Regions from separate parts of the Homo sapiens genome. Here region 2 is linked to region 1. A link is a loop called in an ENCODE intact Hi-C map of the cell type or tissue named here. Cell type or tissue: HCT116. All regions are shown on one strand. Links, peaks and the distances in the headings refer to the core of each region. The heading gives the core; the rest is flanking DNA.

The links. A loop is a pair of places that touch in the nucleus more often than their neighbours do. Peaks named below come from ENCODE experiments on the same cell type or tissue, not always from the same donor. Only the 100,000 strongest peaks of a DNase experiment are listed, where the experiment ranks them.
Region 2: it touches region 1 in a loop (15-fold over the local background); 6 of 110 quality-filtered maps call a loop at or near these places.

Annotation. Positions count from the first base shown.
Region 1 is chr7:150,868,741-150,885,063 of GRCh38, forward strand. LOC105375567 (a long non-coding RNA gene) reads right to left here and starts at 8,390. Exons shown (of 5, transcript XR_928171.3): 1 at 8,269-8,390. In HCT116, for the core only: CTCF peaks have their summits at 7,187, 8,545 (motif pointing left) and 8,746; DNase peaks (open chromatin) are centred at 7,221 and 8,531.
Region 2 is chr7:150,276,947-150,293,269 of GRCh38, forward strand. ACTR3C (actin related protein 3C) reads right to left here. Exons shown (of 8, transcript NM_001164458.2): 4 at 12,504-12,647; 5 at 9,421-9,594; 6 at 7,807-7,899. Among named protein-coding and RNA genes, the nearest start is that of LRRC61, 38 kb to the right of the region's middle. RefSeq lists enhancers at 2,714-3,298, 9,554-10,055, 10,056-10,555. In HCT116, for the core only: a CTCF peak has its summit at 9,316; a DNase peak (open chromatin) is centred at 9,362.

The DNA.
Region 1 (16,323 bases), core at 5,270-13,269:
TGTTGGGAAGGGGGAAATTGTCAAAAACCACACAACCTTCCAACCACACTGCAACAGGGCTCCTTCACAACTAGGAGGAAAAGCCCCAGGCCACAACATTCAAAAGCCCCTGTGCTTCCCACCAGCTTCGGTGGAATGAGCCTTCCCTGTCCATCCCCAAGAGCACTTGTCCACTCTTGTTCCTGTGTTCCTACTGCCCCTAGTTCTCACCCCGTTGCCCTCTGTTGATTTGTGATGCTTATTTCTCAGCATCCATTTCTATGTTTTCTTTGCTGCCCTTCTCTATCCCAGCAGTGTCAACCCTGGCTGTGCACCAGAGTCACCTAGAGAGGCTTCTTAAGGATCCCAGTGTTGTGCTGCTTCGTGCCACACCAGTCATATCAGAATATCCAAGGGTGGTCCTGAATACTGTGTTTTTGGGAAGCTCTAAAGATCATTCTGAGAGAGGAGCCAGGTTTGAAAACACCACTTTTTTTTTTTTTTTTTTTTTTTTGGTTTTTTTTTAGACAGAGTCTCACTCTCATTGCCCAGGCTGGAGTGCAATGATGCGATCTTGGCTCACTGCAACCTCCGCCTGCCGGGTTCAAGCGATTCTCCTACCTCAGTCTCCCGAATAGCTGGGATTACAGGCACTTGCTATCATGCCTGGCTATACTCTTAACGTGTACAAAAAAACTTGTTTCTTGTCCCTTCTCTGAGCCCAGAGCAATAGTTTAGGATGTCAATAGCTGAGTTTGATGGTGACATTTAACAGTAGTGTTGTAACAGGTGTTTAAGCTCTAAGACCAATCATAGAGCTTGTGCACTTGAGCTCAGAAAAGTTACAGACAGTAAGGGACATCCTAAAGATCCAGGAAAGGCTGGAATTTGTCCCCTCTCTCTGTGTCACTGTGAATGACCTGTGTTCTATTGACTTGCTGCTGCCCACGCAGGATCTGGACTAGGTTTTCTAGTTGGGTTTCAAAGTATTTGCCCCAAGGCCAGGTGCAGTGGCTCATGCCTGTAATCCCAGAACTTCAGGAGGCTCAGGCATGCAGATAGCTTGAGCCCAGGAGTTTGAGACCAGCCTAGGCAACATGACAAGACCCAGTCTCTACAAAAAATACAAAAATTAGCTGCGTTGGTGGTGCATGCATGTAGTCCCAGCTACTTGGGAGGCTGAGGTGGGAGGATTGCTTGAGCCCGGGAGGCAGAGGTTACAGTGAGCCGTGATTGTACTACTGCACTCCAGCCTGAGCAACAGAGTGAGACCTTGTATCAAAAAAAGGTCTTTGCCCCAGCCATGATCCTAACCCAGCATCCCAATATCACCACAGCCTTCACTGAGCCCCTGCTGAGATGGAAACTTGTCCCCAAGAAAGGAAGTATGGAAATAAGTAGGAGGTAGGGGGGAACTGAGAGCACAGCCTGAATATTCTGAGTTCCCTGTAGCTGCTGGCCTGGCTGTACATTGAGAGGCAATACAGATACAGGTGATGGTTTAAAGGATAGCTCAGGAATCACTCAGATCTCTGTCTCCCTCTTCACATGGCTGGCTTGCCTGGGTGTCTCTGTGTCTTTGCATTTCTCCTTTTATAAGGACACTAGTCATTGGGTTTAGGGCCCACCCTACTCCAGTAGGACCTCATTTTAACTCAATTACATCTGCAAGACTCTAATTCCAAATAAGGTTACGTTCATGGGAACTGGGGATTAGGACTCAAATATATCTTTTGAGGGGGTCACAATTTAGCTCACAATACAAATCTTTTCTATATCTCTACATTTCAGGGAAAGAAATGGACACAGAATTCTAGACAGTCTCACCAGGACTGAGAACAGCCATTTCCCAAGTCACTGGACTCATGGGAAATATGATGGACACTTCCTTAACCTCTATTATATTTCCCTCCTAATGTATCTTCCTGTTCTGCAGCAACTAGAAAGTTAAACTCTCCATTTCCCAGATTGTTTTATATCTAAAGCTCTGTATAGAATTAGTTTCTACCAATCAGGAGCATTTGAGCAAGATCTGGAAGATGAAAGGGATACTGAAACTGCCTTTCTGCCCTTGATGCTGCTGTGTTTGCAGGCGAGGTCAAGGAGTGGCAACAGCATTCCAGTCCCCAGCTTCCCAGGCCTAGAAAGGCAGGGACTGGCAGAATGATCATGCACTTGTGTGTGCTGCAGGGCCCATTCTCCTAGGAACCTGGCCTCCCAACTTGGCCTCCCAACACTTTAGGAAGCTGAAGCAGGAAGATCGCTTAGCCCAGGAGTTTGAGATCAACCTGATCAAAATAAAGAGAACTTGTCGCTTCAAAAAAAAAAATAAAAAGGTTTTTTTTAATTAGCCAGGCATGGTTGTGCACACCTATAGTCTCAACTGCTTGGGAGGCTGAGGCAGAGAATGGCTTGAGCCCAGAAGTTCAAGGCTGCAGTGGAGCCATGATCACACCACTGCACTGCAGCCTGGGTGACAGAGTGAGACCCTGTCTCAGAATAAATACATTAATTAAATAAAACCTCACATATAGAGTTGACTTTTGATGAGATTACCAAAACAATTCAATAGCAAAATAGACTTTCAACAAACAGTGCTGGGACAACTGGATATACACATGTAAAAGAATGAAACCGGAACCCTAGTATTTATCATATATAAAAATTATCTCAAAATGAATCAAAGACCTAAATGTAACAGCTAAAACTCTTAGAATAAAATGTAAGCATAAATCTTCACGACCTTGCCAATTTTAGGCAATGATTTCTGAGATATAACATCAAATGCCCAAGCAACAAAAGAAAAAAATGATAAAATAAACTTCATCAAAATGTAGAAACCTTTGTGCTTCAAAGGATATCATTAAGAAAATGAAAAGACAACCCACAGAATGGGAGAAAATACTTGCAAATCATATATCTGATATGGGTAACCCAATTTAAAAATGGGCAAAGGATCTGAACAGACATTTCTCCAAGGAAGATACATAGTAACCAATATCACATGAAAAGTTGCTCAACATCATTAGTCATAAGGGAAATGCAAATCAAAACCACAATGGGATACCACTTCATCCCCACCAGGATGGCTGTAATCAGAAAGACAGATAACAACAAGTGTTGGTGAGGATGTGGTGAAATTATAAACTTCATACATTGCTGGTGGGAATATAAAATAGTGCAGCTACTTTGGAAAACAGTCTGGCAGTTCTTCAAAAGGTTAGACAGACTACTATAGAATACAGAAATTTCACCCCAGGTATGTGTCCAAGAAATATGAAAATGTGTCCATACAAAAAGTTGTACATGAATGTTTATAGCAGCATTATTTATAATAGTCAAAAAGTTGAAACAAAACAAATATCCAATAACTGATGATTAAATAAACAAAATGTCATATATCCATACAATGGAATATCATTCTGCAATAAGGAAAAATGAAATATTGATACATGCTACAACATGGATGTACCTTGAAAACATTAGCTAAATGAAAGAAGACAAATGCAAAAGACCATGTAGTATATGATTCTACTTATTTGAAGTGTTCATAATATACAAATCCATAGAGGCAGAAAGTAGATTAGTGGTTGCCATGGTCTGGGAGGATTGGGGAGAATTGGATATAGAGTTTCTTTTAGAGGTAATGAAAACATTCTAAAATTGGTTGTGACAATAGATTTAATAAATCTATAAATTGTATAGTATGTGAATTGTATATCAATAAAGCTGTGATATTTTAAAAAGGATATGTTTCAGTATTTGCTGTTAAGTGATAAAGGCAAGTCACAGAATAATAAACATTGTAGAATTCTATTTATATAAACAAAAAACACACTTCCATATGTGTTTTAATGTTTTATGAACATTTACTCATATATTGTTTTTGTAATCTTTAAAAAATTTAATTACAAAAATGTAGCCATCCTAATATATAACAAAATAGAATTCATAGCCAGGAAATATCAAAAGAGATAGAGATATGTTATATCTATAGATGAAAAGAAACTCAAGAAGCATATCAGCTAATTCTAAGGTATGAATCTCATTAGGATCCTAATTTAAGTAAAGAGAATAGAAATATTTATAAGACAATTGGAAAATTAGAACACTGGATATTTGATGGTATTAAGAAATTATTGTTAATTCTTTAGGTTTGATAGGGTATTATGATTATGCTTAAAAAGAATTCCTTATCTTTTATAGATAGATGCTAGTGTATTTACTTTTTAAATGATATTATGTTTGCCATTACCTCAAAATAATCCAGTAGAAGGGGTGTGGAAGAGTTTGTGTAGTATGGATAAAATAAGAGTAGCCATGAGTAGTTGAAGCTGGATGATGGATTTGAGAGGGTTCATTATATCCTTCTCTCTACTTCTGTATCAGCTTGAAAGAGGTATAGTATATCTTGATGAAAGAAACAATAGACAAAGAAGATACAACATGCATAACATATATGCATCTAACAACATAATCTCAAGCAAGAAGAAGAAAACCAACAACATTGCTGATTTTAGTACATAAATCTCAGAACTGATAGATCAAGTAGACAAAAAAAGCAAAGACATAGATTATCTAAATAAGACATTTAATAAACTCATATTTGTATATAACCCTCCACAAACCAAAGAATGCATGTGTATATTGTGTACATATAACATTCACATAAACTGACCAAATAATGATTTTAAAAGAAGTCTCAAATTCTAAAGAATTGAAAGCATACAGACCATGTTCTGAGACCATAATGTAATGAAATATATGAATAAATAAATAAAAAAACCGTGCTCTTTGATAGTATGGCTTAACATTGTAAAGATATCCATCCTCCTCAAATGTTTTTTATAATTCCAATCCCAATCAAAATCCCAACCAGAATTTTTTAGGGGTTAATGAATTTATTCTAAAACATATGAAAAATGGGTTCACAAATGGTGAAATCATTTTTCAGAAAGAAGGACAAAGAAGTGAGACTGGTCCCATCAAATATTAAGTTACACTATAAAGCCATGGAAATTTTTTTAATCATGGTATTGGCTCAAGAGTAGACCAACAGACCAACAGAACCAAAAAGAGCTCAGAGACTCATGAATATAAGGGAATTACGAAGAAACAGGAAAAAACTGACTGTTTAGTAGGTTATAGTGGGGAAAAGCTCCCATAATATGGAGAAAAATAAAACTGCATCCTTACCTGATATAATATACAATGAACTTCAGCAAGAGTAAGAATCTATACATAAACAGTGAAACTAAAAATGTAGGAAAATATTTGTGACCTAAAGGTGGAAATTTTCTTAAACAAGACCTAAAAATCATAAACCACAAGGTAAAAAAATATGTAGATTTGATTTCATTAATATTACAGGTTTCTATTCAACAAAGGAATCCATAGTCAAAGTTGAGAGGGAGAAGATACTTTCAACATCTCAAACTGACAAAGAATTCATAATTAGAATATATAGGAAACTTCTGCAAATCTGTAAGTAAAAGTCAGAAACCCATTCTATAAATGGCAAAGTATAGAAGCAAGTAATTCATAGAAAAAACAAATTAATAACAAATATATCAAGAGATTATCAAAATTAGAAAATTATCTAGTGCCAAATATAAGCAGGGCTTTCAGAAACACAAACATGGGTCTAAGGTGGGTTTTGTGCCTTTGGAAATGTGGACTGATGAAGCCTCTCTGTAACATAGCCTGCATGTACTTGGTGAAATTGAACATACATACATCCTATGACTCAGAAAGCCCACTACAAATTATACCTAATTGAAAGAAATTCTCCCCCAGGACTATGAAGGGATGAGAACAAGGATGTTCGTCATAGCATTTGTCATGGCAGTGGGAGTTGGAGGCAAATTCAGTATCCATCCTTGGAGGAATGGATGAGTCAAATGGACTGAATGTACACCATGAAGTACCAAGAAACATGCTGTACTTGTTGGGTTCTCAAGGAAGCAGACACTGAGATGCTGAAATGGAGTTAGATTTATTGTGGAGCTAACACCTGGGAAAGAAAAGGAAAAGAGGCCAGAACTAAGATGGCCTGAGGAAGGAATCCTGTAGGGGGTAGAGATGGTCCAGACTTTGAACTGCCACTCGGCTCAGTCATTGACTGGGGACCACCCAGAGAAGAGCAGAGCCTCACTCAAAAGCTAAGATAGACCCTGAAGAATCTAACAGCTTGAGCCATCAGCTGACCCCACACACACATGCACACACACAAGCACGCACGCACACACGTGCACACACACACACGCACACACACACATGCACACACACTCTCACACACACACGCACACGCACACACACACAAACAGCCATTGGGGAAATCCAAATTAAAGCCACATTGAGATGTCTCTACACACAAATTAGGAAAGTTAAATTTAAAAATGGTGATAATACCAAATGCTGGAGAGGTTGCAGAGAAACTGAATCTCTTACACATTGCTGATGTAAATGAAAACATACTTTGTTAGCTTATAAAACTAAACACTCACTTACCGTATTACCCTGCAATGACATTTCTGGGCACTTATCCCAGAGGGATGAAAACTTACATTCAAACAAAAGCCTGTACGCTAATGTTCATAGTAGCTTTACTTATAACAGCATAGGAAACAGCCCAGATGTCTCTCAGTGGATAAATGGTTTAACGAACTCTGTCACAATAAAATACTATTCAGTCATGAAAAGGAATGAACGATTGATATATGCAACAACCAGCACAGACATCGCTAAGCATATGCTTAGTGGCGGAGAAAGCCAAACTCCAAATGTCACATGCAGTATGATTTCACTCGGATAGCATTCCCAAAATAAGAAAACAACAGAGATGGAGAAAAGGTTAGGGATTTCCAGGGGATGGGGATGGATTGGGGTGGTGGCATGGATGTTAATAAAAAGAGGTAGCAAGAGGGAGTTCTTTTGTGGTGTTGGAGCAGTTCTGCATCTTGACTGAGGCGCTGCTTACACAAATCCACACCTGACAAAAACACCTGACATAAACTTGCATAGAACTGTATGCACACACAAAACCACACACACAGAGAGAGACAGAGAGAGAGACAGAGAGAGAGAGAGATGAATGCAGGTTTAAAAGCAGTGAACACCGAATAACTTCTGTAGCCTAGTTAATAGTAGTGTGTACCTATGTGGATTTTCTGGTTTTGACATTGTACTCCAGTTATCTGTGTCTTAGTCCATTGAGGGTGTTATAACCAAACACGTAGCTAGGTGGCCTATAAACAACATAAGTTAATTTCTCACAGTTCTGGAGGCTGGAAGTCCAAGATCAAGGCCCTGGCAGCTTCAGTGTCTGGGGAGGGCCTGCTTCCTGGTGCATGGACTGGCCATCTTCCCACTGCGTCCTCACATGGTGGAAGGGACAAGAGAGTTTTCTGCGGTCTTTTTTTTTTTTTATAAGGGCATTAATCTCATTTGTGAGGGCACTGCCCTTGTGACCTAATCACCTTCCAAAGGCCCCATCTCCTAATGCTACCACTATGGAGATTAAGATTTCAACACATGAATTTGAGGGAGACATACTCAGTCCATTGCAAGATGTCACCATTAGAGAAATCCAGTTGAAGGTTCACAGAACTCCGTACTCTTTTTGCTACCTCTTGTGAGTTTATAATTACGCCAAAACTAAAAAGCTTTCTTAAAAATATATATACAAATTCTCAAGTAAAATATAGTAAACTTGTTACTTTTTCAGGTATTTGATGCCTTTATCTGTAAATTCTTTCAAAGGAAATATGGCATGAACAAATATTGAGACAGGGATGTTTCACCAACTCTCAACTCCCCTTATTCAAGGGTTGGATCATAATAACTACATCTAAGTAATCCAGAAATTATCATTTTACTGAAAACCACGAAGACTATGTAGATGGAGAGAGATGAAAGAAGTACTATTTTTAAATCTGCAGCTTTATATCAATATACATAAATACATACCAGATAACCATATTTTATAAGAATACATATATATTCAAGGGTATATGTCAAATTTTAAAAAGAAAGGGGATTTGGCGTGGTCCTATCATTATGAAAGGGGATTCGGCGTGTTCCTGTCCTTATTTTACTCATCATGTCATCCCCTATCGTCTACCAGGCGTCCAGGCGCTGAGGACCAACCTTCTCTTCCTCCTCTGGCTAAGAAAACAATCAGCTTTCCCAGAGCCACCGCTGTCTGGACGCTAGATGGCGCCGCTGAGCTCCCCCCACCCCCCGCCTTTCCCCCACCCCCCCGCCTCCTCCCCACCACCCCGCCCACACCTGCGGTTCCTGCAGAGGGGTTGCTCAGGTGACCGGGCCGTTTGGACCACTTGGTTCAAATTCAGGATCCAGGTAGATGCAGCTGGGGAAAGCAGGGAGGAATGGGAGGCTACAGACAGAATGACCACATGCGTGCCTTCCTGCAGGGCTTGTCTTCTCCAAAGCCCCTGGTCAGTCACATGTTTTACTTGGCTCCCTTCCTTCTTCCTCGCCTTCTCCAGACCCTCTAAGCATGTGCCTTTGTCTCTTCCCAAACCTCCTGAGTCGCCTGAGGCCCTCTGGTGGTTCAATTCTTTATTGGAAGAACAAGCAACATGTTTACCCCAAGGGTTTCCACGGAGAAATACAAACACGTCTATTATTGGCAAGAAAAGCAGCACTGATTTGTTGAAGAACTAGGGAATTGTTCTAATTCTGCAGATTAGTCTCTTCTTGTCTTTGGTTGAAGTAACACAACCATCTCCATAGAGGTTCCTAAGCATAGAGGAAGATTGTATTGTAACAATACAAGGCTGCCGTAACTATGTAATTGGCCATAATTGAAGACAAGAATGGTGGGAAGTATGGGTTTGCAATTACCTAATATTCCTGTCCTAACCCATTTCAGGAGATCTTGCTGCGAGGTGCATGTTACCCATATAACAGACCCTGGGAGTATACCCAGGAGCAGTGGTGCGGATCACAGAAGGGGCTTTAAGACGCCCCTGGTGTTCTATGGCCATTAGCTACCAGTAGGAGCAGCTGCACCCCTGGCTGACCACAGATGTGGCTGTCAAACACAGTGAGTTAACAAAGGACAGTGAAACAGGGGGACGTGCAAGTCAGAGGAGATGCCTGCTTCCTCCTAGATCCCCACCATTTTCCTGGCTTTCTACTCTATTCCCAAAAAGAAGACACACTGGGGTAGAGGGCTGAGGGGAATAATTCAGTCCACAGATGCAGTTTTCTCTCTTTTTGCTACCATGGTTCTGAATGAAGAGCTAATATTATACTATTCCCACCTGTGATGAGCCCCAGTCCTTTTGATTCTTTTTCTTCTTCATCATCCATCCAAACGTCCCCAAGTGGTAAACAGGCCAGCAAACCTGTTATCCTCTCTTCTGTCCCTTCCACACATGTTTTAGCTTTAGTGGAAGCTCACAGAATAACCCTCAATTATCTGTTGTGGTCTGTGGCATTACCTTCTTAAAGGAAAGCTGATGGGTTCTTTCAACAGGTTTGGGGTCCACTCCCAGCTAACAATTAGTGTGACCTTAGCCGAGCACAGTGTCTCACGCCTGTTATCCCAGCACTTTGGGAGGCCGAGGCGGGTGGATCACGAGGTCGGAGATCAAGACCATCCTGGCTAACATGGTGAAACCCCATCTCCACGAAAAATAGAAAAGAAAATTAGCTGGGCGTGGTGGCGGGCGCCTGTAGTCCCAGCAACTCATGAGGCTGAGGCAGGAGAATGGTGTGAATCAGGGAGGCTGAGCTTGCAGTGAGCCGACATCGCGCCACTGCAGTCCAGCCTGGGTGACAGAGCAAGACTCCATCTCAAAAAAAATTGTGTGACCTTGTTTTCCTTTACCATTGTTTCTAGTTGCCCAGGAATCTAGTGGGAAGATGTGGCTATGGTCTGGGGCAGGATATTTTGGGAAGCCTGGTGTCCAGGGATATTAGGCAAACAAACTTTTGCATTGCACTTAATATTTCAGAAACCCAGCTGAATAGCTCTTATTTTTATGGCACTAAGAAAGTAAATCTTAAATCTTTGCTCTTAACACCATTAAGACAAAATTATTATGAAAATTGGACAAAGTGCCTTATAGCAGCTGATATATTTAAAACATCAATGATTGTACCCTTAGCATTGTTTTATTTTTATTTTTTAAAATTATCTAAACATTGTTTCAAAGCTTGTGAAACTACTAAAAGACAAAGGATTGTAAATGTCAATGAAAGGAAAAGTAAAACAGCAAGTATTTTAGCATACGGGGGCAATCAAGTCATAAAGAAAAAGGGTTAGTAGCTCACTAGACAATAAATTATTATAAAGAAGAGCCAAGAAAAGTATTGCTTTGAAACTTTTTACTTTTAACCTTCAGCCTTACTGAAGAATTTGTTCACTATACTTTAAAAATTTATTATTCTGATCATATTTTCCTTGATTTAAGAGTAGTGTCTTCAACATTAGCTGATATACCTACTAATAGCATCCCACGTCCTACCATCATTTCTTACATCTGACATCTTCTGCTGTTGATCCATAGGTTAACAAAACAAAACAGAAACTACACACAGAAAGAAAAAGAAAGGGAAGAAAGAAAAAAGAAGGAAGAGAAAAAAGCAGAGACCACTTCCAGAATGATTGTATGAGGAGCTCTGCAGACCTGCTCCCCAGCAAAACACTTATATCTAGTTAAATGATTTTTAAGCATTTAAAGTCTCTGGAAATTGTTCCCAATAAGAACAATGAGAATCTATGACACTTGAGCCATGACTCACTTCCTCTCTCCTCCATCCCCCCAACTCACTTAACAGAAGCTCCACTCTTCATGGACTTAGCCAGGAAAACACAGCTCCCTCTCCATCCAGCTCCCAGTCAAGCAATACAATGGCTCCCCAGAAGAGGCAGGCCACCAGAATTCCTCAGCCCCCATTTTGCACAGGCTAAATTGTAGATGAGTGCAGCTGAGAGAATGGAAGCTTCTCTCCTCCACCCAGTCCCCACTCATAGGTGGAGACTACCCCAGGTGATGCAGGCTGAAATTACTGAAGCCCCAATTGCGTTTGGATCAGAGGTTCCATGCTACAACAGCAACCTGAGAAGACAAGAGGCTACTGCCACCACGCAGAGCCCTGCTCTGTAAAGCAGGAGGGCTCTGAGAGAAGCCAGCCACAGCCCCTACCCCCAGGTCTTGAGCAGTGACTCAAAGATTTTGCCCAAAGGAAGAGGTAGATCATAAGAACAGAGAGCACTGAAGCTCTCCCCCGACCCCCCAAGAAACTAACTTGATTTAAAACAGGATGTAGAGAAGTTCAAGCATAAGGGAACTCGCAAAAACAATGGAGATTTTGGTGGTAAACAATAAAGATAATGGGATAAACTATATGCCAGCCAGTTTACCAGAGAAAACAAAACAAATAGCTAAGAAGAGTCCTTCCACTGTCTGAACAAACCCCAAAGACTGGACTCAAAACAATCCTACAAAGGGACCCAAATTTATCTGGATCATACTGTGAAGCATTGCATACTCCAGGCATTGTAGAAAAACAATAGAAAATCAGCCAGTAATTAGTGTACCCTGACAGCTGGGTGTGATGCCAACAGAGACTGATGGCTTAGCAAAGAGATCAGGAAATGAGAAAATTAAAGAGAGGCCGGTTAAAACTTCTGTCACCCCAGATGACTGACTGTACATGTACCTAAGGCTGTGCCCTCTGAGGAGTGAAATCAGAGGCTTCACATTATGGGGAAATACACTTCACAAAATAGTCAAGCAAAGTCACTAAACAAATAAGCCAAAAACAACAAGAAGCCTTGGCCAGGAGTAAGGAGTACGTGGAGGGGAGGGCAGCATCAGTATCCAGAGTTGCTCCAATATATTATCTAAAATATGTTATCTAAAATGATCAGCTTTTAACAACAAAGCATTATGAGACATGCAAAGAAACAGAAAAGTATAACCCACAGAATAAAAAAACCCGGCAACAAAAACTCTGTGAGAGGGCCCAGATGGGGGAATTAACAGAGACATCAAAGCAGCTGTTATAAATATGGTCAAAGTACTAAAGGAAACTATGCTTAAAGAAGTGAATAAGGTTATGACAATGTCCACTCAAATAGAGAATATTAATATAAAAACAGAAAGTATTTTTTAAAAGAACCAAATGGAAATTCTGGAGTTGAGAAATATAATAACTAAAATGAAGAATTTGCTAGAGGAGCTGAGTAGTGGATTTGAACTGGAAGAAGAAAAAATCAGCAAACTTGAATACAGATCAATAAAGATTATGCAATTTGAAAAGCAGAGAGAAAAAAAGCAGAAAGAAAAATGAACAGAGCCTCAGAGAAATGTGTGACATTATTAAGTGTACCAAATATGCAAAATGGGAGTAACTGAAGGAGGAAGAGAGAGAAGAAAACAGAAAAAAAAATCTAAGAAATAATGCCTGAAAACTTCCCAAATATGATGGAAAACATTAATCCACATGTTCAAGAAGCTCAACAAGCTTCAATTAGGAGAAACAAAAACAGATTTAACCCAGACACATCATCTTAAAAATGTTGAAAGCCAAAGACATAAAGAAAATATTGAAATCACCGAGAGAAAAATACTAGTCACATACAAGGGAACCCCAATGAGATTAACAATTGACTTTTCATCAGAAATAATGGAGGCCAGAGGCACTGAGATAACATATTTAAAGTGCTGAAAGAAAAAAAACTGTCAAGCAAGAATCTTATATCCAGCAATATTGTTTTTTTAAAAATGAAAGTAAAATAAAACCATTCTTAGATAAACAAAAACTAAGAGAATTCCTTGCTGGCATGCCACCTCACAAAAAATAGCAAAATAAATTCTTTAGGCTGAAAGCAAATGGCCTAGACAGTAACTTAAACCCACAAACAAAATTTAAAGAGCACCAATGTAGATAATTTTGTAATTATAAAAACAATAGTGTAAATGCATATTTCTTCTTCTTTCTTTACTTAACTAATTTTAAAAGCAATTGTGGGCTCTGTGTGTGTGTGTGTGTGTGTGTGTGTGTGTATGTGTTTAAAATTGTATTGTTGGGTCTACACATATAGAAATGTATTTATTTTACAATAATAGCACAAAACCAGTAGGTGGGAGCAAAGCTGCACTGGAATAAGGAAATATCAGCTGATGGTAACTTGAATCCACAGGTACAATAAAAAGAGCCAAAAATGATAAATAAGAAGGTTAATATAACAAAATCTATAAATACATACTTGCTTTCCTTTCTTCTCTCAGCTTCTTTAAAAGGTACAGAATTCCATAAAGTAATAGTTATAACTATGTTATTTTGGGTTTGCAACATATATAGATATAATATGTATAACAATAATGACACAAAAGGAGAACAGAATATAGAGCTATACAAAAGCAGCATTTCTATAACTCGTTGGAATTAAGTTAGTATAATCTGAAGCAGATTCTGATAAGTTAAAATGTGTATGGTAAGGCCTAGAGCAACCACTAAGAAAATAACTAAAAAAAAAAATACAGATAAATGAGATTAACCAAGAAAAGAAGAGAGACTATCCAAATAAGCTCAATTAGAAATGAAACTGGAGATATTACAACCAATACCACAGAAATACAAAAATCATTCAAGGCTACTATGAATAGCTTTACACACACAAACTAGAGAATCTAGAGGAAATAGATAAATTCCTGGGAACATACAACTCTCCTAGAATAAATCAGGAAGAAATATAAACCCTGATCGGACCAATAACAAGTAGTGAGATTTCAACAGTAATAAAAAAAATTTCCAACAACAACAAAAGTTCAGGACTAGATGGATTCACAGCTGAATTCTATCAGACATTCAAAGAAGAATCAGTACCAATCCTACAGAAACTTTTCAAAAGATACAGAAAGAGGGAATCCTCCCTAAATCATTCTATGAAGCCAGTATCACCCGAATACCAAAACCAGGAAAGGACATAACAAAAAAAGAAAACTACAGACCAATATCCCTGATGAACATAGAGGCAAAAATCCTCAACAAAAATACTAGCTAACCAAATCCAACAGCATATCAAAAAGATAATCCACCATGATCAAATGGGTTTCATCCCAAGGATGCAGGGAATGTTTAGCATACTCAAGTCAATAAATGTGATCTCTCACATAAACAGAATTAAAAACAAAAATCATCTGATCATCTCAATAGATGCAGAAAATAATTTTATAAAATCCGGCATTGCTTTATGATAAAAACCATTAACAAAATAGGCATAAAAGGGACTTACCTCAAAGTAATAAAAGCCGTATATGACAAACCCACAGTCAACACCATACTGAATGGGGAAAAGTTGAAAGCATTCCCCCGATAAATGGAATAAGACAAGTATGCCCACTTTCACCACTTCTATTTAACATAGTACTAAAAGTCCTCGCCAGAGCAATCAGACAAGAGAAAAAATAAAGGGGATCCAAATTGGAAAATAGGAAGTCAAATTGTCGCTGTTCACCAATGATATGATCATGTACCTAGAAAACCCTAAAGACTCATCCAAAAACCTCCTAGATCTGATAAACAAATTCAGTGAAGTCTCAAATTACAAAATCAATGTACACAAATCAGTAGCACTGCTATACAGCAGCAACAACCAAGCTGAAAATCAAATCAAGAACTCAATCCCTTTTATAACAGCTGTAAAAATAAAATACTTAGGAATGTACTTACCCAAGAAAGTGAAAGATTTCTACAAAGAAAACTACAAAACACTGCTTAAAGAAATCATAGATGACACAAAAAAATGGAAACACATCCCACACTCATGGATGGAAAGAATCAATATTGTGAAAATGACCGTATTGCCCAAAGCAATCTACAGGTTCAGTGCAATTCCTATCAAAATTCCATCATCATTCTTCATGGAACTAGAAAAAACAAATCTAAAATTTATATGGAACCAAAAAAGAGCCCACATTGCCAAAGCAATACTAAGCAACAACAACAACAAAAAATCAGGAGGCATTACATTACCCAACATCAAATTATCCTGCAAGGCTATAGTTACCAAAATAGCATGATACTGGTATAAAAATAGGCAGGTATACCCACGTATACCAATGGAGCAGAATAGAGAACCCAGAAATAAAGCCAAATACTTATAGCCAACTGATCTTTGGCAAAGCATACAAAAACATAAACTGGGAAAAAAGAAACACCCTATTCAATAAATGGTGCTAGGAAAACTGGCAAGCTACATGTAGAAGAATAAAACTGGATCCCCATCTCTCACCTTATTCAAAAATCAACTCAAGATGGATCGAAGACTTAAATCTAAGACCTGAAACAATAAAAATTCTAGAAGATAGCATTGGGAAAACTCTTCTAGACATTGGCTTAAGCAAAGAATTCATGACTAAGACCCCAAAAGCAAATGCAACAAAAACAAAAATAAATAAATGGGACTTAATTAAACTAAAAAGCTTCTGTACAGCAAAAAATAATAATAATAATAGTCAGCAGCAGAGTAAACAGACAACCCAGAGAGTGGGAGAAAATATTTGCAAACGGTGCATCTGACAAAGGACTACTATTCAGAATCTACGAGAACTCAAACAAATCAGTAAGAAAAATTAAATAATCCCATCAAAAAGTGGGCAAAGGACATGAATAGACATGTCTCAAAATAAGATATACAAACAGCCAACAATCATGAAAATATGCTCAATGTCACTAATCATCAGGGAAATGCAAATTAAAGCCACAGTGAGGTACCACCTTACTCCTACAAGAATGGCCATAATTAAAAAGTCAAAACACAATAGATGTTCACATGGATGTGGTGATAAAGGAACACTTTTACACTGCTGGTGAGAATATAAATTAGTACAATCACTATGGAAAACAGTAAGAAGATTCCTTAAAGAACTAAAAGTAGAACTGCCATTTGATTCAGCAATCCCACTACTGGGTATCTACCCAAAGGAAACAAAAAAGTCACTATATGAAAAAAACATATGCACATGCATGATTATAGCAACACAACTTGCAATTGCAGAGAAATGGAACCATCCTAAGTGCGCATCGACCAACAAGTGGATAAAGAAAATGTGGTATATCTACACCAAGGAACACTACTCAGCCATAAAAATGAATGAAATAATGTCTTTTGCAGCAACCTGGAAGGAGCTGGAGGCCATTACTCTAAGTGAAATAACTCAGGAATGGAAAACCAAATGCCATTTGTTCTCACTTATAAGTGGTAGCTAAGCTATGAGGATTCAAAGGAATAAGAATGATATGATGGACTTTGGGGACTTGGGAGAGAAGGTTGAGAGGAGGATGAGGGATAAAAGACTA
Region 2 (16,323 bases), core at 4,747-12,746, 590 kb before region 1:
CCGAGGTGTTGCTGTCAGGGTGTTTTGTGGATGTGGTCAACATTAAGGAAAGATGACCCTCTATAATGTGGTTGGGCCTCATCCAGTCAGCTGAAGATCTCAAGAACAAAAACTGAGATTTCCTCGAGAAGGAATTCATTTCCCCGAGAAGGAATTCTGCCTGAGTTTCCAGCCTGCCAGCCTTCCTACAAATTTTGGACTTGCCAGCCTGAAAGCAAGCCAATTCCTTACATTTTATAGATAATGTAGAGATAGAAATAGTGGCCAGGTGTGGTGGCTCACATCTGTAATTCCAGCACTTTGGGAGGCTCGAGCCCAGGAGTTCGAGACCAGCTTGGTCAACACAGCAAGACCCCATCTCTTAAAAGAAAAAGAGATCGTGAGATACCCGCTATTGGTTCTGTTTCTAAAGAGCCCTGACTAACAATCTCTCTGCCCTTCTTTCTCTGCTCATCCTTAAAAGCCTGACCTTTCTGCTGGTTCAGGCTAAGGCCGTCTTGTCCTCACCTGTTACTCTCCCTTGGTGACATCCATTTGCAGACCTTTCATTTCTGTGAGCACACCTTTGGTCCTCAAATCTCTATGTCTGGCCCAGACCTGCAAAGCCTCCAACCTACAAATGCAACTCAACATCTCCACCAAACTAGATCTAGTCTTCCGCTGCCTCAGAAGGGTGCCCCGCTCCTGTATCTCCTGTCAGTAAATGACCCCCCACCCTCCTAGATAAGCAGCAAGAACCCTGAACCTTTTCCTCCCACTTGTCAAGCTCTCACCTATGCTCTGGAGCCTCTCTCCTCTCCCGGCTTCCTCCATGAGCCACCTACAGCCACTTCCCAATACAGGCACTGTCCTGCCTCTGCGTGGTTCTACAGTGGCCTTCCTAAATCCAGTCTCCATCTCCAATCCACATCCCCTGGTGCAGCCCAAGCACTTTTCTAGAACTTAAGTTGGGTCACATTACACTCCTGCAGAAAATTGTCAACGCCCTCAGGATAAAATCTAACTCCATGCGAGGCCCCTCCAGGTGGATATGCCTGTCTTTCCTCGGAGCCCCAGTTGGCAATGTTGGCCCCTGTGCCTTCCCCATAAGCCCTGTGTAATCTGGCCCCAAGCACATCCCAGGCTTCACACTCCCCATTCCCACATTCAAACATGAGGTCCAGGGAGGCTAAATTCCCTCCAGACCCACAGGATCGCGCTACTCTCCTTCACCCTAGTGCTGCAACACAGATCCTGCTGCTGGAAAACCCTTCCCCTCCCATGCTGCATTCCCTGAACTGACCAGGTCACACCAGCCTTCACTCCGACCTGAGTTGATCTGAGTCGTCCTGTAGGATGGCCGTCAGCCACATATGGCAATTTTAACTCACAAAAGTTAAAGTTTAAAAGGCTGTTCCTCAGCTGCACCAGTCACATTTCAGGGGCTCAGTGGCCACCCTGGGCAGCACAGAGACAGACACTGCCATCACCACTGAGCACCATTGGAGAGCACGGACTCGGATTCTCATACTCCTGTCCACACGGAGGCCCACCCTGGGCTCTTGCGGCTCTCCCAGCACAGCCCTGACATGCCCTGGCTGCTCAGCACCCGCGGTGGGACCTGGCGCTCTGCAGGTGCTCACTGACATTACTCGATGTTGCCACAGTGGCAGAGCTCCGCCATCCACATCTCCACCGGCCTCCCACGGCAACAGGTGTCTTAATGTTCTTGTGAGCTGGGCAAGTCAATGTCCAATTTCCAGTTGTTAACATCAGCCTTCCCTTCCCACTAAGACAAAATCATGCCATTTGGGGATTTATCAACAGGAAGCATCAAATAGAAGTTATGAGGGATATTAGTGTGGAACTGGGGCTAAAAGAGCAGAGCTCTGGAACCTTCTCTGCCCACTAGCCTGACCAAACCAGAGCAGCTACCTTTTTATCTGTTCACATATTATACTTCAACCAGGACTTCATCTGAATAAAATACCTATTTGAAAAGACAAAAAAACCAATGATATGTATTTTTTTCTGATTTTCTCTCTTCAAATACTAAAGGTATTTAAACATACTCTTAAACATTAAAAATTAAAAATAGAGCCGGCGCAGTGGTTCACGCCTATAATCCCAGTGCTTTGGGGCTGAGGCAGGATGATCACTTGAGGCCAGGCGTTTAAGACCAGCCTGGGCAAGAGAGCAAGACCTCAACTCTACAAAAAAAAATTTTTAATTAGCTGCAAGTGGTCGCCCACACCTGTAGTTCCAGCTACTTGAGGGGCTGAGGTGGGAGGACTGCTTGAGCCCAGGAGGTCGAGGCTGCAGTGAGCTGTGATCACACCACTGCACTTCAGCGTGGGCAACAGAGCAAGGCTCTGTCTCTAAATAGTAAGTATTTATTTATTTTATATCTATAACCCATTTACCCTGCAACATGCTTCTCTAGTTTAAAATGCATTCACATAATTATATATATTCAATTCAAGCAATTTGTTACAGAAAAATCAATCCCTTTGCTATAGCAGGATGTATTTACATCTGCTTCACAAACTTCATGAAGAGTTTTTAACAACTCCCAACCCACTGCTGGATCCAGACTGCTGGAGCAGGCTAAAGATATTTTATTGCTGGTCCCACCCTCCCTCCTAGGTTTGTTTCCCACTACCTTCCCCACCACCGTAGGCTCTGGCCAAAACAGGCACCGCAGGCATCTGCCCACTCTCCTTCTATCTGCGCTCATTATCTTCCCTCCACCTGGCCTGTCCACCCACCCCCAGCTCTGCAGGCCAAGCTCTCAGACTCAGCTCAGATGGCAGCTTCTCAAAGCCTTTCTTGATCCCCTCTAATTAAATGCAATCTGCCCCTTCTCTCAATTACCATAATTTGCATGATTCACTTTAATGACATTTAGCTTGTAGTGGTTCCCATTAGAGTTATTTCCGTATTTTTAGCTTTTTTATAAGCTCTTGAAGACAAGAACCGAATCATCTCGTACATACTTAAATCCCCTAATTTAACAACAGTGTCTTGTACCTAGTAGGTACTCAAGTACCTCCTGAATAGAACTGAGAAGTAGAAAGACATCCATTACATTACAAAGCAATTCAAATTGGCTTCCCCCTCAAGTAAAGCGTGCAAGTTACTAAACACTGGCTGATCCAAGAGTGGGCTGGCGCTGATGGCGGTTCTCAGGTTAGAAGCACATTAGAGTCACCTGGGAAGCTTTTACCATCCAGGTGTCCAGGCTCCACCCAGCCCAAGCCCAATTACATCAGAATCTCCCAGGGTGGGACCCAGACTCCGGTCCATTTTACAGCTCCTGGATGAAGCCCACGGTGGGCCCAGGCTGATTTTCACCTGCTCTCACACGGAGGCTTCCCCGCAGGCCCCACCCCTGTCATTCCTGGAGGCGGAACACATAAAGCAGATGTGTAAATACCCTTCTCATCTACACATCAGACGGAAATAAAAATCGGACAGATGATGGCTACTTTCATCTAAAAAAACTGTTTTGCTTGTTTAAAGATTCTGAATTTTTAGTCAAACTCACAGAAGCAGAGAGTGGAATGGCAGTTACCAGGTGCTGCGGAGTGGGGAGATGTTAGTCAAAGGGAACAAACTTGCAGTCAGAAGATGGGCAAGCTCTGAAGGCCTAATTCCAGCATGGTGAGTACAGTTAGGAAGAGGGTACGGTGTAGTGGAAATCTGCTGAGAGAGGAATCTTACATATTCTCACTGCACACATTGAAAAAGGTAGCTGTGTGAGGTGATGGATGTCTTCATTAGCTTGATTGTGGTAAGCATTCCACGATGTACATACCTGTATCAAATCATCACACTGTGCACCTTAAATATGCACAATTTTCCTGCTCTTGATGTGTGTGTGTGTGTGTGTGTATATATATATACACACACACACAATTTTTACTTGTCAATATACCTCAAAAATATACCTATTAAGTACTCATAAAAATTAAAAATTATATTTCAATAAAGCTAGGAGAAAAAAGCCCCACTGGCCCAGACGAGCGCCTCAAGGCGCAGGTGTGGCAGAGGGAGAGAGACGACCTCTTCTGAAGCCAAAAGCACATCTTCAGGGCACCCACTCTGTTGGTCTATGTGGCTAGCACAGCTGACCAAATGAGGCTGTGGAACCAGTGAAAGCACACAGGTAGCCGAGGTCAGGAATCGGCACCATCACTCCTGGAGAGAGGGCGTCTTACCCGGCAAGAGTGACCCAGCAGGTTGGAAGCACTGCATAGTGAACCAAGAGGAAAGGCACACCCCTAAGACACAGGAATGCGCGGCCGTCCAGAGAAAGGTGACTGCGTGCTCTGCAGAAGTATTTGCAGCATGTCTTCTAACCAGAACAGTGTTTTAGAATTATTTTTAAAAACCCACAGACCTACTGATCTGTGCACTTGCTAACACAGACGATTCGGGGCATGCTCTCCACCGCACTAAGGAGCAGGAGTTACAGAAGGGAGCGTAGCAGGGAGTGCACCGAGCAGGAGCGAACCTCGTCAGTGCAGCTTCACTGCTCAGACACTGCTTCTGGAGGGACCCTACTCCATCCCACACAGCGAGAGTCCGTCTGGGAGGGCTGACGGCTTCCAGAAACCAAGTCAGCAGGAGCCCTAGAGTAGTGTGTGACTCTACCCTGGGCTGTGAGCAGAGCTCGGCAGTGACTCTTCCACAGTCTTTCCTAAAGGCAGCACTGACTTGCTGAGGAACTAGCAAAGGCCACGCCTCAACATGCCCCGCCTGAGGAGGGTCCGCAGATAATTATCACAGGCCAACCCGGACAGTATTAGAATGAGGCTTCCATAAGTAACTCCTCACATGTCTACAACAGGCTCTCTCCTGCTTTTGTAAATAAAACTTTATAGGAACCCAGCCACTCCTAGTCGTTCAACACGGTCTTCGGCTGCTCTGGCAGAACTGAATAAATGCAGCACAGACCATACGGCCTGCAGAGCCAAAATGATTCACCATCTGGCCCTTTACAGAAAAAGTTGGCCAACTCCCGGTCTCATATCACCATGGGGAAAAAAAACACTACAGCAGCTGTTACCTGGCAGGCTAACGCACAGAAACGGGCATTCTTAGGCCTCAATATTAAACTTCAACTTAGTCATCAAGACCCATACTTTGGAAAGAAGTCCCTTTCTTCGTGGCTACATGAGAGGCAGTGGTGCCCACCAAACATTCTATCACCCTCCCGCTTCCAGTGCCCGGTGGAGGCTGGCCCACGTGACGGCCCGGGGAGGAGGGGTGGAATGGCGCACCAGCTGTCTCCTCCCCGGCAGCGGGGACCTGAGGCGATGTGTTCCAGAAGGGCAGCCACAACACGGTGGTGGAGCCTACTGCCGACCACACCAGACGTGAACCACGTGCAAAGAAATAAACCTTTGCTGCTAAACACTGAGATTTTGGATTAATTTTTATCGTAACATATTCTGGTCTACTCTAACTTAGGTGGCAAAGGAGGTGACCTCCTTTGTGTCTCTCCTTTCCCACAACGGGGTATAGAGTTCAGCTATGTGACAAACGAGAAAGCATGGCCAGCCCCAGGACATTCAATCCTTCCACCTCTCAATCCTACATGAATTCTCTATCACTTGCAAGGCACTCATAACACTGGAGAGGTCCTGTTCAAAAAAACCAAGACGGCTGAGGGAAGACAGGATTTATTCTGCACAAACTTGACAGCCAGGGCCAAGCTACACCCTTCTGAAAGCCACAGAGAAGAAATGATTATCCTAGTGACAAAGTGGTCAGGGACAGGGTTTCCCTCTTTGAAGAATAATCTTGCCGGCTATGGTGGCATGTTCCTGTAGCTACTTGGGAGACTGAAGCAGGAGGATCGCTTGAGCCCGAGAGGTCGAGGCTGCAGTGAGCTGTGATCACGCCACTGCACTCCAGCACGGGCAACAAAAAGAAGAATCCTCTTCCCTCCGCATTTTACATAATTTTCAGTGTGATGCGGTGGGAAAAGCATGAGTTTTCAAAGATGCGGGAAACGGGCTTAAAAGCCAACCGTGCCACTTGGCAGCCACATGATCTCACCTAGCACATAACCCAGGCGCCTTTCGCCACCTTTTCCCAACTCTGGGGCTCAGTGTCATTATCTACTAAATAAGGGGCTCCATCTACATGGTCTCCAAGACCATCTCTGCTCCAAAACTTCTATAAAGTCCAGGGAGCTAAACTGTCAAACAAGAAAATTCCCACCCCGTGAGGAGCAATCTGTAACTGCTGGCAGTTTCCTCTGCTTTATGATGGGATTAAGATTGAACAGTGTTCCCTGCTGCTGCTTTCACTGATGAGGAGACACAGCTAATGTCAGGCGGGATTGAAGTGGGAAGGACATGACCCGCTAGCTTTCTTCATTTGCATACTCCAGTCTCTTTCTAGTTCCCCTTTCTTTGTATTTTGTATTAGACAAGTGTTTAAGAATATGCAGCAAAAACTGAACTGTAATTTGTTTACACCCTCAAAAGTTATCTAAACAGAAAAAAATTTTAATTATAAAAAAATCTTAACAGTAAAATTTCAAACAACTTTAAAACACAAAATGGAGAAAGTAAAAGTTATCCATCATTCCACCCCAAAGATATTTTATTTACTTTAAGAGTTTAGCATACATAATTCAAAAAATACGCAAACTATATATTTTATATAAAATGAAATATATGTAAATTTTACAAGTTCCTTTTTCACTTCATATATACTATAGCTATCTTTTCATCTGAATTTATATTGATTTACCTCATTCTTTTTAAAAGCTACATAGTATTCCACGGCACAGGTGACACAATGCTGAGTGCTGTCAGTTGAGCCTGATTCTCTTCTCTGTACAATTCAGCGACCTGAGTCTGAGTAAGGCGAGTGAGTCATGCCACTGAGCTGACGGCGCGACTCACTCAAGCAAAGACTGATTAAAGGTGCAGGAAGGCTAATTGCCCATCACCTCCTGCTCACCATCTCAGGCTGTCAGTAGGATTTCTTTTTACTCAATAATCATATAGACTAGATTTTCCTCATTCCAGGTTTCAAAATTCCCTGAAATCTAAGAATTTTGAAAAAAATCATAATAATACATGAGCATATTCTATCTGACTGTCCCATTTTGGGCTCTAACCTCTATGTGATGACACCACATTGGCACCAAACCCAAATATGCATGAAACGAAACCAATGGAATTCACGGAAAGCATGGAGGAGGGCATCACTCTTACTTTCCATCGATATTTGTGGCTAAAACTGTCCACCTTAAAATATATCTTGTCAGATAAAAATAAAATATATTTACAATACTGAAATACTTCCAGTTGGCCGGGCATGGTGGCTCATGTCTGTAATCCCAGCACTTTGGGAGGCCAAGGCGGGTGGATTGCCTGAGCTCAGGAGTTCGAGACCAGCCTGGGCAACATGGTGAAACACCATCTCTACTGAAACACACACAAAAAAATTCGCTGGGCGTGGCGGCGTGCACCTGTAGTCCCAGCTACTCAGGAGGCTGAGGCAGGAGAATTGCTTGAACCCAGGAGGCGGAGGTTATAGTGAGCTGAGATCGCACCACTGCACTCCAGCCCGGGTGACAGAGCAAGACTCCGTCTCCAAAATAAAATAAAATAAAATAAAAATTCTAGTTAACTGAGTCATATTTCCATTTTCTCTTACAATTATATTGTCTTTAACAAATCCTATGAAACAGAAGGTGAAACAGGGATATTTACTAGTAATAGACAGTAATACCGTCTTCTAAGAATTATGGGCCTTTAATTGTGGAATGAAATCAAAGTACCTTACCCATGCAGCTCATACCTTATACAGCGGACGCCGCACATCGATGGGGCAGTTCTGTATTACTTCATCAACAACATCTGAGATGGACTCCATAGAGTCTGGGTTGGCAAACTGAATTGTATATCAATATAAAAGAAACATTACACATTTCTCTCAAATAGAACAACATGAACACTCCTTTAAAGTAACTTTAACAAATATACAATTTATTATAACTTAAAAGAATTCACATTGGAATGAAGGATATGTCAAATGAATCCCATGTGACTACGTGTGCGTGGGGTGGTGATGACACATTTCTCCTCATGAGGTAAAATGTATGGATTTAGTGAAGAAAAAATACCAACAACATCACAGACAGACCACCCCCACCCCATGAATACACAGTGATTCAGTCTACTAAGAGCAGTGGAGAGTATGTGCACGATCTACGTGACACGCAGTGAGAAACATGACTTTGACATATCATTTGACAATATTCGTATTATGAGAAAATTAGGATATAAGGAAAAAGAAACAGGTTCAATGAAAGATTAATTAAACCTGGTCTAGAAGATGCAGGGAAGTGTTTTGTTTAATGAGAAGGGTTTGTTTAACATGAAACAATCCACATGATAATCATGTTATTGAATAAACAGCCATAGATTCAATTCCATAAGTTAAATAAGCTAAAGTATAACGAATTCAACTCAATTACATTTCATTTGAAATATTTTAAAAATCAAAGTAAGCTTGAATGTGCACTCTCAGAGGAAGGAGGAGGATATTCAGTTGCTCACCAGCTGTTCACTGGACATTTGACTGTTCTATGTCCATTTCAAATCAATACTATTAAAAGTGAGCATTCACTAGATTATCATTGTTATTATTTTATTCTTCAGATTACTAGCGAGGAACACATTCTATGCTATTTCTCTGTACAAAATAGTCATATACACATCTAAAAACAAACAGCAGTTTGTAACCCACCTACTGAATATAAACTGAATTAGCCAGGAATATATACCAAAATATAAATAAAATGCATTATATGTAAATCTTAAAATGTGCCTCCTAATTACTGCTTTCTGCAAAAGTACTAATAATTCCTTATGACTACTAGTTAAAATGATGACATTTCTAATTCTTAAGATTATCTAAATAATAGAAATGCTGGCCTTAGACAGAAGCTTTACCTAACTTGCAGCAGGGAACAGAGCAGGACCAACTGTCCAGGGTTAAAATTAGAAGTTAGGAAGGGCAATCACCAAAGATAGAAAGGTTACATATTATCCCACTCTTATGCACAGGCAACCTCCATACAGGCCTTGAGAGTAGCTACTTGTAATGCTAGCATGTGACCACCCACAACCCTTGGAGATTACTTTTAATTCTATTATCATCTATCGCTCCTAAAAGTCTTCCTAACTATTTGTGGTATAACCCATCCTTAACTATTAAAACAGATAACCAGCTCTACGGAGAGGCAAACTGAACAATCTGTCAAGCAGACAAACTGCATGGGGGATGCAGAGAGACCGAATGACGGCCACCCTGCTCACAGGCCCTTCGCTGGGAACTGCTCTTTCTACACTCTGGGTGGCAGTATCGCTCCATCCCACACTTGAGCACACAAAAAAAGAAACACCTTACCTCCGGGTGAAAGAATATTTCAGGTCCCAGGAATCTTTCGTAACCAACGTCTATAACAAACTTCTTCTGGTTGATCGCATTGATACCCGTGTACTGTTTGATCCACTTCTGGGGATCCACATCATACTTGGCAAATTCCTTGACTATATCGGGGCAAATGTAACAGTATTTCTCCTGCATACACACACAAAGATGTTGCCAGGCATTAACAACTGCCCAGTGTCTCTGCCCTCAGACAAATAACCAGGAAGCCCATGCAGTAAACACACCCTGGGATCAGAACCGCCCCCACCGTTACTCTAGTGTGGATATGCATCAAGCCTCACATTCCATCGTCTTTCATGTTAGACATGGTTACACTTGGACTTCGGACAGGTAAGTCTGCTTTCTCTGCAACTCAGCTATTAATCTCAGCCTTGGTCTATCCAATTCTATCGCTATCATATCTGAAATGATGTCTACAGGTGTCTAGAAAGCACCTCGTCTTGCCTTGTTCCTCTCAGATGCCTCCTATGGCCTGCTCTGGCACCTCACTGTGGTCCACACTGGACCAGTGGACCCGTGCTGCGAGCTCAACTACCGAGTGCGGCACTGTCTACACCCTAAACCTGACTGTAGAGGCTTCTTTGGGTCCCATTTGGGTCCCAGCATGCCACAAGCCGGGTGGCCACTGTCAACCTGCTGGTTGTTAATCTGGTGTGGAGCTGGCCACAGCACTGTCATCAGCTCCACTGACACCATCTCTTTGCCTAGAGACAGTGTACCTTGTTGACTGGGTATTCTAAGTCCCTCAATCAACATAGATTTATTGTCTAGGCACTTGGGATACACAAGGTAGCGAAACACACAGATCCCTGCCAAGATTACACTCTAGCTGGGAGTCAGAAAACAATAAGCAACCATAATAAGTAAATGACATGGTAGGTTATAAAGTGATAGGTCCCGGGGAAGAAAGGAAAAGCAGAGTCAGGTGGGAGGACTGAAGCCGCCAGGATGCTGCTGCTGCTGCTGCTGCGAGAGAAGTCGCTAACGATTCCCACCCTGCACCGACAGGCAGCCTGAGGGATGCGAAGTGTTTCATGGGTATCTGGTAAGATGAATGTTCTTGGACACCTTTGTGTTGATATGTGTCCTTAGAGCTGGCCTCAGCATAGCAGCAGGTGACCCCCAGATACTTGCTGCCTACAGGAAGCACGAGGTGGGCCGCCCAGCTGGCGCTGAGCACACTGTGGAAGGAATGGCTCTCTCAAGGACCTCCAAAGACGCTCTCGTGGTATTAAGTTTAAAGTTTCTTAGCATCCCTGAAACATATTCTAATGCCATCTTCTGGGTATCTTGGATATACTCTAGCGGAATTTTAAGAAGACTGACAGGCAAGAAGTGCTACACAACCCTGTGTTCTTTGATGACACAGAGCAACAGGGTCAGCTGATTACAACCTCAAATCTACCAAGACTGGAGACAAAGGCATTCAGTTCTCCTCACAGGCCTGGTCAACATCCTACAGCATCTCAGCTTACTTAACTCAAATGCTTCCTAGGAAATGTTTCCATTGAGTTGGGTGCAGAGTAACAGGCTTAACCTTAAGGTTCAGGATTCATGCTGCAAGGTTGGTGTGCTCACGTTACACACTCCCTCAGGCCTGTTCGCGACCACAGAAGGCCATGGCAGTAAGGGGAAGCGGGGGGAGCTCTAAACCACGCCTTTCAGGATCTGTTCCTTCAAAGAGAGAAGTCAGGTGAGAACTAACAGGGCTACCCCACAGAGCAGGGCCAGGGCAGCTGATTCGGAGGCTACGAACAGTCTCTTTTACTCCCAGCCTTCACTGGGGGGAGACACATAGTCACATCGAGCACATCAGCCCAGATTTCAGGGTCCAAATTGGAACCCCAACAGCCCGTGAGGAGAGTTGAAGGCCCAGCATGAGGGTCAGGAAAGCCCCTCCTTGGCAGTGTTGCTCAGCAATCCTGGCGGAAATAGGGAGGACTCAGACTCACTGGAGTGGACCCTGGGCGTCAATAACAAAAGGCTCAATTCTTTTTTTTTTTTTTCTTCTTTTTTGAAATAGAGACGAGATCTCGCTATATCACCTGGGCTAGTTTCGAACCCTGGCTCAAGCAATGCTCCAGCCTCAGCCTCCCAAAGCCCTAGGATTATAGATGTGAGCCACTATGAAGGGGCTCAATTCTGACTTACATTTCTAACAGATTTGGAGTGGCAAGGGAGCTTGGATCAAATAGTCAAATATTCTTCCATGGAGGAAAGGCAAAGAAAGGAGAAGGTAACCCCTTAGGAAATATTTTAGTCTAAAAAAGAATATCTAATGATACCTCAGGAAACCTTCCCCTGAGATGGAAGGGACCACGTCTTCCCCACATCACCATTTCAGCACTGAGAGCCCCCTTCCCAGGAATCTCTGGTCCCAGGTAAAGCAGGGCAGGTCATACCCAACTGCAGAGCCTGCCTCATGCCAGTGCCTCCTGACCTAAAAACACCTCGGGAATCATCTCTGGTGCTTCCTTTCCTTCAGCCAGCCTCAGTTACGAGGTGCTGAGAAGGGAGGAAGGCAGTGAGGAGAAGTGTGGGTGTCAGGCTCACCCCCATCAAGCTCTGCTACACTCAGTAACTGTGCCATAAAGGAAGAAGATGCTTATGGCCACATGTCACAGCCACACCTGTGTGTGAATTTTGTGCAATAGCTCTGGATCCTAGGTTGGCAGTGTTCTGCTGCTGTGGTCGCCTCCTGATTCTACAGCGAAGCATGGAGGCAGTATGGAAGGAGCGCTCTGGTAGATGAGGCTCCAGCAGTGAGGCTCCAGCTGAACAATGCTGCCTCTGCACGCTGGTACGCTGTACCAGCTACCAAGCTGTTCTCAGTGACAGCTGGAACCTCAGAGCATCTAGTTTGGAAGAGGTTAAGCTTTACATCTTCAGCCCACTTAAGGGGTAAAACAAATCAAGCCCCACACTCATGGGAAGGGGAGAGGATGGAAAGGAGGGGCAGGGATGATGGCACCAAGGGGAAGTGTCCAGAACACCATCTCTCTCACCCCCAAACCAGCCGGTTTCCCATCTGTTTTTACCTTAATGGCTTTTGCGGTCTCCAGTGACTGCTCAGGAGGGATTCCCACCTCCCTCTCCCTTAGCAGCTGTTGAATGAAATACGTAATATCTCTACCTGCAATCGGGATGTGTTTGATGCAGCTTCCAATTACATAACCTTCTGCCTAGGGAAGAAGAGGAGGCAGAACAGCTGTGTTAGTGATTTCGTGGTGGAGAGCAGCCTGGACTCACGAGGTTTCCTGCCTCAGCCTCCCTGTCTGCCCCTCACGGCACTGACAAGCATTGACAGAATCCCCACCCTCTGCAAGCTCAGTACAGAAGGTCTTTCAAAAGGACTGCATATGCAATTCCATTAATATTCAAAATTCCAGATTATTCCAATAACCTGACACTCTCCAAAAGCAACCAAAATGATTTCATTAGGAATATGAAAAGAAAAACCACATAAGATAGTTCATTTCCAAAAAGAAATGCTGTCTGTAAGAACACTAAACCCAATAGGTTCTTTCCCTAACAAAAAGGAAAAAGTTTTATTTATAAATTGTTAAGCCAACTATAAATCTACTTACGTTTAAAAGTCAGCAATTTGGTTAATACACAGGGCTTAGATTCTAACAACCTGGACTCAAATCCCAGCTCCACATTTGCAAGTTTCACATGCTTCAGCCTCAGCGCGTTTGTCCATCGTATGAGGCAAACAATACCCTGCTGGGGCCAATGATACAGTTCAGATGAAACTGCGTGTGTCGAGCACACAGCACTGGTTTTGGGGGCTGGGAGCCTCTCATTCCACTGCCTCCCTAAGCCAGTGAAGGCATGTCTGTGAGGGGCCAGGAAAGGAGGGTGACCACGACCTGGGCCGATCAATGGCAGGGCCAGTGTCAAGTGTCCACATGCCCACAGCAATGATGGGCCCAAAGCTCCCTCATCAGCCTTCCTGTGGGCACAGACCTGCCACAGGAGCCACAGGCTTGGACACACATCCAGCTTGTTCTACAGGGGATGAGCAGGATGCTGACCGTCAGAGTGGACAACGCCCACCGCTGGATCATCCGGTAAAGACACTCAGGTTTCACGTTACAGCACATCACAGCTTCTGTGCCACAGTCCCCAAATGAGACAGAAGGGAACAGAAGTGAAACGCTGACTTCATTTTACAGATGTATTCATTCTAATAGCTGCATCTAGTCACCAGTAAAGTTGCAAGAACAACTTACTGAATTCCTCCTATGGTTTCTTTCTGATATACCTAACTTCCAGAAGCAAAAAAAGATTTAGCCTTTCTGCAGAGTCCAAGTATTTGTAAAGTATTTTAAGATGGAGATAAAAGTATAAATTACTAAAACTCAACTTAAACCCATAAAAATAATATTAGCTTTCTAACACATAAACTATTCACAATTACTATATTCTATGCATTACACATAATATTTTCTAAAATACTGTTAAATAAATATCAGCTCATGACAGTGGTAAAAATATTAAAACAAGATACATGTCCAACAACAGAAAAATAAATTATGTACTTCTTAAATGTATTTTCACAGAATATTTAACCACAAGAGAAAAAAACTAGGGTTAAATTAATACGCAAAATATAACCTTAGGATTGTATTATATGTACAATCCCAAACCAGACATGAGACATTCCAATTGTGTTTAAAGTGTGTGTGTGTGTGCATGCATGCGTGCACACACGTGTCTTAGAAAAAGAGCTTAGGCCGGGCATAGTGGCTCACGCCTGTAATCCCAGCACCTTGGGAGGCCAAGACAGGCGGATCACCTGAAGTCGGCAGTTCGAGACCAGCCTGACCAATATGGAGAAACCCCATCTCTACTAAAAATACAAATTAGTCAGGCATGGTGGCGCATGCCTGTAATCCCAGCTACTCAGGAGGCTGAGGCAGGAGAATCGCTTGAACCTGGGAGGCAGAGGTTGCAGTGTGCCGAGATCGTGCCATTGCACTCCAGCCTGGACAACAAGAGTGAAACTCCATCTCCAAAAAAAAAGAAAAAGAGCTTAAAGACTATACGGCTAAAAGTATAATACAGGTCTTTGGGCGGCTTTAAAGGTAATTTTATTTCTTCAAATTTGTCTATTTTATCCAAATTTTCAATGACTAATGTAATTTTTATAGCTGGAGGAAAAACTGAACTAAGATACGATTAAAAATCTTTTCAAACAACTTTCTTAGTGGGCCTGGACACACTGTGAAATGTATTTTCTTTCCTTTTCCTAAATCAGACATAAGAAATAGGCAAAGAACCAAAGGGGGTGCAGGCCAGGGGCCTACGGGGGCCTCATCTTGGATCTCAGCAGCGCAGTTCTCTGAGGAAATGGCAGCCTGAGTTCTCGGTGAGTGCTCTGCACCCAGGGCACTAACTCTTCTCAAGATCCACCGAAAGGAGTGCTGAGACTGGCTTGAAGGGGGCTCAAGTCTAGAGCACACTTCACAGGGCAGGGCAGCCACCTCTCCTCCCCACAGGAAGGACACATAGCCAGGAGTACAAGGTATGGGGGCGGGAGGCTGGCTTTTTTCTCCCTGACTGTAGGCCCATCGACCATTAAGCCTTTCCTCTGCAGTGATACCTAACCTTCAAGGAATTAAAGGCATTGGTATTAGTACATCACCCCATCACCTTCTCAAAATGAAATGGTGACCATTTTTTCAATTAAATTAAATGATTTTTGAAAATCCTAATTTGCATTTTAAAAGAGCTGTGTGTATGTAAATATATACACAAACACACCCCCCCATATACATATGCAGAAACATTATCTGTAACATAACAGAAGTAACTAGCAATGGTGGTTCCTGAGGAGGAGACCTCAAAGGAGAAAGACCAGGATGAGTCTGACTTCCCTCTGAATACCCTCTTCAGACACTTCTGATACATTTTCCAAAAAAAATGAATTTAAGATAATTCCTTTAAATAGTCCATTGGACCAAAAGAAAAATTCAGAGATCTCTTGAAACCCAAATTAGGAATCACTTCTCTGAAACCAAAAAGTGGTATTGCAGAGCCTTCTGCAAGCCAAAATGTACAATCTCCCCTTCTTGGCTTTTAAATTTTTTTTTTTTTTTTTTGAGACGGAGTTTCGCTCTTGTTGCCCAGCTGGGGTGCAATGGCGCGATCTCGGCTCACTGCAACCTCCATCTCCCGGGTTCAAGCGATTCTCCTGCCTCAGCCTCCCAGGTAGCTGGGACAGGCATGCGCCACCACACCTGGCTAATTTTGTATTTTTAGTAGAGACAGGGTTTCTCCATGTTGGTCAGGCAGGTCTCGAATTCCCGACCTCAGGTGATCCGCCCGCCTTGGCCTCCCAAAGTGCTGGGATTACAGGCGTGAGCCACCGCGCCCAGCCCTTAAATAAATTTTTAAAACAAAAAGCAATTTTTCCAAGCTTGAGCTGGTTGCCATTCACATCTTTTCAGAGAACACAGATGTGCTCCTTCAAATGGCCACGCACTGCACCTACAAATTCAACATCCAAAACGGTGTCTATCTCCCAACATGTCGGAATAACCCCGGAAAATGTTCTTGTTGATGTTACACCCACGGGGATCAAGCAGAGGCTCTGAAGATCCAGAGACATCCTGGACATTCTCTGACATTCTGACTGTAAAAATATGCCACCATGAATTGAAAATTGCCAAAGCCACAATAATTGGCCATCCTTTTCATTCTTTCCCACATACTTGGGGAATTCCTTTATATAAGGTGGCAAAAAATAAAAAACTTTTATTATCTTTCTAAGTACAACTATCATCTAAATTGTATTTTCATTACAGAAGAGGTTTTTTTTTTTTTTAATTTCCATCCTTACCTCGAATCAGG